2 separate regions of the Homo sapiens genome follow, and region 2 is linked to region 1. A link is an interaction called in ENCODE POLR2A ChIA-PET data of the cell type or tissue named here. Cell type or tissue: B cell. All regions are shown on one strand.

Region 1 (5,000 bases):
TTGGGTGATGCAGTTGTGGTCTACGTGGTCCTGAGTGACTTCCCGAGGAATGGCAAGGTGAGTCAAACTGCCATTTCATGAGTGACCAGTGGGCCTTCCCCATTCTAATCAACAGTTTTGGTATCTGCATTTGCTAACATCACCAGCACAACTAACTTTTTTTTTTTTTTTTTTTTTTTTGAGACACAGTCATGCTCTGTCACCCAGGTTGGAGTGCAGTGCGCCATCTCAGCTCACTGCAACCTCCACCTTCCGGGTTGAAGCGATTCTCCTGCCTCAGCCTCCCAAGTAGCTGGAATTATAGGTGTGTGCCACCACGCCTGGCTAATTTTTGTATTTTTAGTAGAGACGGGGTTTATCCCTGTTGGCCAGGCTGGTCTTGAACTCGTGACCTTAGGTGATCCGCCCACCTCAACCTCCCAAAGTGCTGGGATTACCGGTGTAAGCCACCGCTCCAGGGCTACGGCTTTTTTTTTTCTTTTTTTGAGACGGAGTCTCTCTGTGTCACCCAGGCTAGAGTGCAGTGGCGCAATCTCGGCTCACTGCAAGCTCTGCCTCCTGGGTTCATGCCATTCTCCTGCCTCAGCCTCCCGAGTAGCTGGGACTACAGGTGCCCGGCACCACGCCTGGCTAATTTTTTTTGTATTTTTTAGTAGAGACGGGGTTTCACTGTGTTAGCCAGGATGGTCTCGATCTCCTGACCTCGTGATCCACCGGCCGCAGCCTCCCAAAGTGCTGGGATTACAGGTGTGAGCCACCACGCCCGGCCCGGGCTACGGCTTTTAATTCAACCCAAATGTAAATTCTTCGCATCAAGTTAGACATTTGTGAAAGCTTTCTTTAAGACTCAGAAAGCAAAGAATGACATGTTAAAGGCTCTTCCATTTCTGACTTCTTCTAGGGATGTGCAGGACCAGGCCAGTGTTCATGTGACGTTTTCAGTCCAGGGCACCAGCCAGATCCTGGGCATCTTTGCATGTTCCCCCAGCACTCAGCACATGAGAGGTGTTTGATAAATATGTGAACATGGAACAAAGACTGGAACTGAGACCATCTTGTCTAATTACATTTTTAAAACATCATTTTTATGGCTTTTCATTTTCTCCGTTTATTTTATTTAATTTTACTTTTTATTTTATTGTATTGAGACAGGTCTCACTATGTTGTCCAGGCTGGAGTGCCGTGGCTATTCACAGGCATGTGATCATGTTGCTCTAAAGCCTTGAACTCCTGGGCTCAAGTGATCCTCCTGCCTCAGCCTCCCAAGTAGCTGGGATTACAGCATATGCCACCACAACTGGCCTATGACTTTTTAAAAGCCACAAGAGGCCGGGCATGGTGGCTCACACCTGTAATCCAAGCACTTTGGGAGGCCAAAGCAGGCGGATCACCTGAGGTCACGAGTTCAAGACCAGCCTGGCCAACATGGCGAAACCCCATCTCTACTAAAATTACAAAAAAAAAAAAAAAAAAAAAAAAAAGCGGGGCATGTTTGTGTATGCCTGTAATCCCAGCTACTTGGGAGGCTGAGGCAGGAAAATCGCTTGAACCCGGGAGGCGGAGGTTGCAGTGAGCCAAGATCCTGCCACTGCACTCCAGCCTGGGCGACAGAGCAGGACTCTGTCTCAAAAAAAAGAAAAAAAAGAGGCACAAGAGTTATACATGTTGTTATGAGAAACAAAATTCAGAGCATCAAAATAAGAAATGAATCTTTAAAATGTCACATGTAATCCCACCATCCTTTGGGATACATGTGTATAAAATCAGGATCCTTTTAGTAAACATCTTTTTCTAACCTGTTCTACCCCTGACCTGATCTACTGTGGCCATGTTGCCTTCTGATTCTTCTGTATCATTTTCAATCACTTCCCACTCATTTGCCAGGGGAGAAGAATGGCGCTGGAGAAGGGACTTGACCTACCCACGGGCACACAACTGCCATGTGTAACTGAGTGAGTGGCCATCGTCCAGGCTTTGCTGGAAGTCCTTCAAAATAGGGGGTCTGGGCACTTAGACCCCTGTAACTCCCCGCCTTGGGTTCCCACTTTGCAGAGTGATAACTTCTGCAAAGGAAACACCAGCCTCAAAAGCTCCAAGAGGAACAGGCCGGGCATGGTGGCTCACGCCTGTAATCCCAGCACTTTGGGAGGCCGAGGCGGGCGGATCACGAGGTCAAGAAATCAAGACCATCCTGGGTAACATGGTGAAACCCTGTCTCTACTAAAAATACAAAAAAAAAAAAAAATTAGCCAGGCGTGGTGGCGGGCGCCTGTAGTCCCAGCTACTCGGGAGGCTGAGGCAGGAGAATGGCGTGAACCCGGGAGGCGGAGCTTGCAGTGAGCCGAGATCGCACCACTGCACTCCAGCCTGGGCAACAGAGCGAGACTCTGTCTAAAAAAAAAAAAAAAAAAAAAAAAAACTCCGAGAGGAAGTGAAAACGAGTGGCCTGGTGGCTCTCATGCAGATGGCCATCTCACACTTCCTCGTGGCAGGCTGAGCTCTGGGAACTGTGGCCACCACCTGGGACCAGGCTCCTAGGGGTTTCCCCACCTGTGGTCTCTGTGATGGAAGATCACTAACATTCACACGCCTCAGGCACTCCCCCCTCTGTCCCCATTGAAGGAGCAAAGATGAAAGCTGTTTGAAAATCCCTGAAGGGACTTTAAAAAGCACGAGGGAATGCTAGGACTTAAATGTATGCATTGCATTTAGGAATATGTAGCTAAAGCTTTAAAAATATAAATACCGTTGCACTAATTGGTCTCATTTTTAGGGTTGCTTCCTGAGGAAATCATAAATACTTGCACAAAATGCACAGAGGATATTGATTTTAGCAGTATTTATAACAGCAAACCCTTGGTAATAACCCAATGCCTAATGATGGGGATTGGGCGCATCAATTGCGGTAAGTCTTTGTGATGGAACAATGATCAGCCCATGAATGTAATGAGCACTTGCCGTATGCCAGGCATTGTGCTAGCAGCCTGACATGTTATTTCATTTACTCCACATCGGATCTTCATGAGTGAGGCACTAGGATAACTTCCATTTTACAGGGGAGGAAATGAAAGACACAGAGAGCTTGTCTCTTGGTCACAGACATATGAAGTGATAATGTCAGGATTTAAATCCAGGCCTATCTGATAGCGAAGCCAGTGCTTACCTCTGCTAAGCTACAGTGCCCAGGGCCACCGCATAGGGTCCTGTGGTTCATACGCTACATGTGGTACCCAGTAGAGGGGCCTGACATTTAATTGACTCAGCTCTGCAAGCAGTGTGCTTTTCTTATTTTTATTTTTATTTTTTATTTTTGAGACAAAGTCTCACTCTGTTACCCAGGCTGGAGTGCAGTGGTGCGATCCTGGCTCACTGCAGCCTCCACCTTCTGGGCTCAAGCGATCCTCCCACCTCAGCCTCCTGAGTAGCTGGGAGTATAGGTGTGTGCCACCATGCCTGGCTAATTTTTGTATTTTTTGTAGAGACGGGGTTTCATCATGTTGCCCAGGCTGGTCTCAAACTCCTGTACTCAAGCGATCCATCCATCGAGGCCTCCCAAAGTGCTAGGACTACTGGCGTGAGCCACAGTGCCCAGCCACCTTGCGTCTTTCCTAGTGCACACCAAGCACTGTGGTGAGCCAGCAGCACCCTGCAGGGCCTCCTACCTGTCATATGCACAGTTGGTGCTCTTCTTCACCGTGGTGTCCTCTTGGTCCCCGATCAGCCAAACAAACCTGGGGTCAGTCCTCAAGCGGATGTTCTTCCAGGCCTTCTTGGGGACGTAGCTGCAGCCGGCATTGAAGTCACCCATGAAAATGAAATTCTAAAAGACAAGATTTGGAACTGTCACCTGGTGGGTGCTGCTGCAGAATGCTTTCACACTGGACTCTAGCAAAGACTCTGCGTCCCAGGCCCAGTAAACAACAGGGTCTGTTATGGGCTGAATCTTGTCTACCCCCTGCTCCCGCCCCGGCCAAATTCCTATGTTGAAGTTCTAACCCCCAGCACCTTAGAATGCGACTGTATTTGGAGATAGAACCTTTCAAGAGGGAATTAAGGTAAAATGAGGTCATATGGATGGGCTCTAATCCAATATGACTGGCGTTCTTGTAAAAAGGGGAAATTAGGACACAGAAAAGTGGAGCAAAGACCATGTAAAGACACTGGAAGAAGATGGCCGTCTACAAACCAAGGAGAGAGGCCCCCAAAAGACACCAGCCCTGCTGGCACACCTTGTTCTGGGACTCCAGCCTCCAGAACGGTGACGAACTCACTTTCTATTGTTTAAACTTCCCAGTCTTCAGTATGGTACTTTGTTATGGCAGCTCTAGCAAATGAATATAAGGTCTTTAAAAATTTCTTTTTGTTGTTTAAAATTGAGTCACAGTTTTGATGAGTCGATGACAGGCGAGTGCGTACCAGGGAGGATGTTCTTAACAGGAAGGAGAATGTTTGCTGTTCTTAGTCGCCACATTTCCATAATTCAGCATGCAGAGTCAGGTGTGGATAAAAAAAATTTCAGTGAATCTATTCCCTCACATCTTTTGTCCCTGGCTCAAACTACTGTAGGGTGTAAATATACGAATGAATCAACGCCTTTTGCTTTCAAGCAGGAAAAGTGAATTTGGGTGGTGTATTGACAACCCTGGCATCACTCTTTCTCTCCTATTGTTTTGAAGTTGGAAACTTATTTCTGTGAAAATTCAGTCCCTTGAGGAGGTGGGAGGCATCTTCAGGGGAGGGGACCATTGAGTGAGCTGTCCACCCCCACCCAAGGCCACCAAGAGAAACTTCCTATCTTGGAAATATTTTTCCCTGCAAGGCTCTTGGAACAGAATTTTCAACATTCCACAATCCAGAGGAAGTGCCAGATTTCCTTGTTTGTGCTATTGTTTGGTGGGGCATTGCTGACTTCAGAGTTTTCTTCAAGAACATTTTATTTTGACCTTGGTGATCACAATTTTCCCCATGATTGATGGGTTCAGTTGAGGACAGAGTGTCAT
Region 2 (5,000 bases), 240 kb after region 1:
GTGCCCTGCTAATATTTTTGTATTTTTAATAGAGACAGGATTTCACCTTGTTGGCCAGGCTGGTCTCGAACTCCTGACCTCAAGTGATCTGCCCACCTTGGCCTCCCGAAGTGCTGGTATTACAGGTGTGAGCCACCACAGCCAGCCACATAAGCTCTTTTTAAATTGGCTTTCCTGGAACTCTGTTCCAAAGAAGGAATCTTAGATAAGACTTTTTGCCATGGGTTTGTACCCTCAAATACGTATGAGTTGGGTAAATTCCTCTCTTCTTGAGGTTCCAAGATAACTTGGAGTTCCTGGGTCTGTTAGAAAGTGACATTCTTTACTTACCACAGGTCAGAAATCCTGTACAAGGACTGTGTAGGCAAGGTATGAGGCCAGTTCCCCAAGGGGCTTCTATTGGCTCTATAAGTTAAGTTTAATTCCTTAAAAGAAAACATGCCATTCCAGTCAAAGCCTTGATAAAATAACCAGTTTCTCCAATTGTGTCCTGTTGCAAAAGAAAACAGATACTTATTTGCACTTATGCAAATAACTATATTGCATAAATTAGGAATACTCAATTAGTTTGACCATAGGTAAGATTTTCATAAACCTTTTATTAACCCTTTACTTTTTTTGTGAAAGAGCAGATTAGTGTTCTAAGAAAAACCTGTTGTACTTTTAGTCCAATGCTTAATTTATGGAAAAACTGAATAATACCCCTTTAACTTTAGCCAATATGTTCACACAAAGAATTTCTTTTTACAAGATTCATTTTTTATAAACTTTTCATAACTTGCTCAAACCTTTAGCTTTATCCTGTTTAACTTAAAACAATCCTTTAACCCTTTAGACAAGAAAATCCACATTCCCGTGACTTCTTATAATCTTTTACTAAAAACACATTTCGCTTTCCCTACACGCCTTACGTGTAGAAGAACTGTTTCTTTAGTAGTCTCAAATACATGTTACAATGTTAACTCTTAGCAACTTTTACTTTTGGTGAAAACCTTGGTAAGTAAGGGGTTTGGGTCCAGGGTTTCCGCACTGTAGTCCCTTCAGTGGTCACCAGAAAGATGTTATAGGAAAGGGGTCCCGATCCAGTCCCCAAGAGAGGGTTCTTGGATCTCGCACAGAAAGAATTCAGGGCGAGTCTACAGTGCAAAGCAAAAGCAAGTTTACTAAGAAAGTAGAAGAATAAAAGAACGGCAGCCGGGCGCGGTGGCTCACGCCTGTAATCCCAGCACTTTGGGAGGCCGAGACGGGCAGATCACAAGGTCAGGAGATCGAGACCATCCTGGCTAATACAATGAAATCCTATCTCTAGTAAAAATACAAAAAAATTAGCCAGGCATGGTGGTGGGCGCCTGTAGTCCCAGCTACTTGGGAGCCTGAGGCAGGAGAATGGTGTGAATCTGGGAGGCGGAGCTTGCAGTGAGCCGAGATTGTGCCACTGCACTCCAGCCAGGGCGACAGTGCGCGACTCCGTCTCAAAAAAAAAAAAGAATGGCTACTCCATAGACAGAGAAGCCTCAAGGGTTACTGGTTGCTCATTTTTCCAGTTATTTCTTGATTATATGCTAAACAAGGGGTGGATTATTCATGCCTCCCCTTTTTAGACTATATAGGGTAACTTCCTGATGTTGCCATGGCATTTGTAAATTGTCATGGCGCTGGTGGGAGTGTAGCAGTGAGGATGATCAGAGGTCATTCTTATCGCCATCTTGGTTTTGGTGGGTTTTGGCTAGCTTCTTTCCTGCAACCTGTTTTATCAGCAAGGTCTTTATGACCTGTATCTTGTGCTGACCTCCTATCTCATCCTGTGACTGAGAATGCCCTAAATGTCTGGGAATCCAGTGTTAAGGGGGTGGTGGGGGGGCTTGTTCTTAGAGCTCCCAAGATGGTGGCACGCTGCTTCCAAGATGGCGGCAAGCCTCTTGTTCTCTGACCTGGGGTTCTTGGCCTCACGGATCCAAGGAATGGAATCTTGGACCATGTGGTGAGTGTTATAGCTCTATTAGAAGCCGTGGGTCACGGAAGAGAACCGTGGAACCCAGCAACTAGTGTTCAGCTCGATTAAGATGAACCCGGGCACTTAGCCGTGCAGGAACAATGGCAAGCCTTTAGCCCGATCGGGAGCGGCAATGGGTGCCTCGCTGGATCAGGAGCACAGCGGACACCCTGCCGGATCCAGAGGGGTGGAAGTCAGCAGCGGGTCTGCAACGGTGGCAAACAGCAGTGGTGGACGGTAAGCAAAAGCTCAGTTCGAGCCATAACAAACATGGACCAGAAGAGTGTGCAGTTGCAAGATTTAATAGAGTGCAAACAGAGTTCCCATAAAATGGGAGGGGACCCGAAGGGGGTTGCCGTTGCCAGCTTGAATACCTGGGTTTATATCCCGATTGTTGTCCCTCCCCCTGTGCTCTCAGGTGATAGATGATTGGCTATTTCTTTACCTCCTGTTTTTGCCTAATCAGCATTTTAGTGAGCTTTCTTTTCTACCTGATTTGTCAGGTGCGAGCTAAGTTGCAAGCCCCGTGTTTAAAAGTGGATGTGGTCACCTTCCCAGCTAGGCTTAGGGATTTTTAGTCGGCCTAGGAAATCCAGCTAGTCTTGTCTCTAACCAGTAGGTCTCAGCCTCATTTTACCCAGCTCCTATTCAAGATGGAGTTGCTCTGGTTCACATACCTCTGAGAGAGACATCAAGATGAAGGAATGATAGCCCAAAGAGAAGCCAGGATCTGGACCGTGGTCTAAACAAAGGACAGTATTCTTGAGATATATTTAATACAGAGATCCAGAAAAGCCAGGAACGCTGAGTCTGTGTAGCTAATCTGGAAGGCAATGTGAGTCACAGGCCCCAGCTGAGAATGTTCTTTTGAAATAATGACTGTGGACATTTTAGACACATTAGAAGTTTCATGCGCGTCTGTGTGAAGAGACCACCAAACAGGCTTTGTGTGAGCAATAAAGCTTTTAATCACCTGGGTGCAGGCGGGCTGAGTCCGAAAAGACAGTCAACGAAGGGAGATGGGGTGGGGCCGTTTTATAAGATTTGGGTAGGTAAAGGAAAGTTATAGTCAAAGGGGGGTTGTTCTCTGGCAGGCAGGAGTGGGGGTCACAAGTTGCTCAGCGGGAGAGGTTTTTGAGCCAGGATGAGCCAGGAGAAGGAATTTCACAAGGTAATGTCATCACTTAAGGCAAGGACCGACCATTTTCACTTATTTTGTGGTGGAATGGCATCAGTTAAAGCAGGAACAGGCCATTTAAATATCACTTCTTTTGTGATTCTTCAGTTACTTCAGGCCATCTGGATGTATACGTGCAGGTCACAGGGGATATGATGGCTTAGCTTGGGCTCAGAGGCCTGACAAGAAGTATATTCATTAGTACATGTGCCTTTCTTTCAAACTCAAACTGGCCAGTTTGGAAAGGCTGGGTGGAATTTTCTGTTTGAAAGCTGTTAACGAAAAAAGTCAAACTGTAAAATATTTAAAGAAGTTTATTCTGAGCCTTATAATTTAGTGACCTTGGCCCAGGACACAGCCTCAGGAGGTCCTGAGAACATGGGTTCAAAGTAGTTGGGTTACCATTTGGTTTTATACGTTTTACGGAGACAGGCAAAGACATACAGGCAAAGACATAAATCAACACATGTAAGGTATACATTGGTTGAGCCAGGAAAGGTGGGGCATCTCCAAGTCGGGGGTGGGATGCTTCCAGGTTATACATGGATGCAAAGATTTTCTGATTGGCAGTTGGTTGAAAAAGTTAAGCTTTGCCTGAAGAGTTGAAGTCAGCATAAAGAAATGCTTGAGTTAAGATAAGAGTGGTTGTGGAAGCCAAGGTTTTTGCTAAGTAGATGAAGCCTCTGAGTGGCAGGCTTCAGAGTAAATAGATGGTAAATGTCTCTTATCAGACCTTCAAAGGTGTCAGACTCTTAGTTAAATTTCTCCTGGATCAGGGAAAGACCTGGAAAAGGAAGGGGATTCTCTACAGAATGCAAATTTCCCCAAGGCAAGGCTTTGCAGGGCCATTCCAAAATATGCCAAATAAACATATTTTAGGGTAAAATACTTGCATTTCCTTTAGACCCTGTTATCTGTCATGTGATGGTATACCAGAGTCAGGTTGGAATTTGGTATCTTACTGCTATAAAGAGTCTGTTTTGTCAGTCTTAAGAAATGTATTTTAATGTTAATGCTGGTCAGTGGCACCTAAACTCCAAAGCGAGGAAAGTATACTGAGGGTATCCTACCTGCCTTCCCATCTAGTGGCCTGAACTTGTTTTTCAGGTTGTCTTGGGGAATCCCCTTGGCCAAGGGGGTGAGGGTCCATTCAGTTGATTGAGGGTCTTATAATTTTATTTTTAGTTTACAGAGTAAAAAACACAAAAGGTCAAAGTGGTGAATTTTAAATCCATAATCTTTTAAAAATGACTGCATCTCTATGCTCACTAGATTTTCCTAAAAGAGATTTCAAGGTGTAAATTGGCCAACTAGTCTTCTCTCGGAACTAAATCTTTTCAGGGTTACACGGAATATTTGCCCTTAAGAACATTTTGGGTTCTTTGTCAGTTGTCAGAAAGTCCTTCATTCAAGGTTTTTGGGCCGGGTGCAGTGGCTCACGCCTGTAATCTCAGCACTTTGGAAGGCCAAGGCAGGAGGATGGCCTGAGGCCAGGAGTTTGAGAGCAGCCTGGGCAACATAGTGAGACCTCATCTCTATTAAAAATAAAAATAATAATAAGATTTTCTGTATACCTTTTCCCAGTTATAATATATAGCCACAGTTATCAAAACCCAGTAACTGACTTTGGTACAACTATACTGTTAACTCCAGGAGAGACTTTATTCAGATTTCATCAGTTTGTATATGTATTTGTGTGTGTGTGTATGTGTGTGTGTGTGTGTGTGTGTGTGTGTGTAGTACTGTAGAGTTTTATCACATGTACATTTTCATGTAGCTACCACCACAATCAGAATACAGAATTGTTCCCTCGCCATAAAGAAACTTCCT

What was found. ChIA-PET counts read pairs that join two places held together with the same protein. Peaks named below come from ENCODE experiments on the same cell type or tissue, not always from the same donor. Only the 100,000 strongest peaks of a DNase experiment are listed, where the experiment ranks them.
Region 2: POLR2A ChIA-PET joins it to region 1 with 14 read pairs; 2 of 35 experiments call an interaction of 5 or more read pairs at or near these places.

What each region holds. Positions count from the first base shown.
Region 1 is chr3:58,194,159-58,199,158 of GRCh38, forward strand. It overlaps DNASE1L3 (deoxyribonuclease 1L3), which reads right to left. Exons shown (of 8, transcript NM_004944.4): 6 at 3,663-3,820. Among named protein-coding and RNA genes, the nearest start is that of DNASE1L3, 14 kb to the right of the region's middle. RefSeq lists an enhancer at 2,412-2,591. In B cell, no CTCF peak of the experiment used is centred here; DNase peaks (open chromatin) are centred at 2,002 and 2,523; H3K4me3 peaks cover 809 bases; H3K27ac peaks cover 2,390 bases.
Region 2 is chr3:58,438,016-58,443,015 of GRCh38, forward strand. All of the region lies in intron 1 of LOC107986092 (a long non-coding RNA gene), which reads left to right. Among named protein-coding and RNA genes, the nearest start is that of PDHB, 6.7 kb to the left of the region's middle. In B cell, no CTCF peak of the experiment used is centred here; no DNase peak of the experiment used is centred here.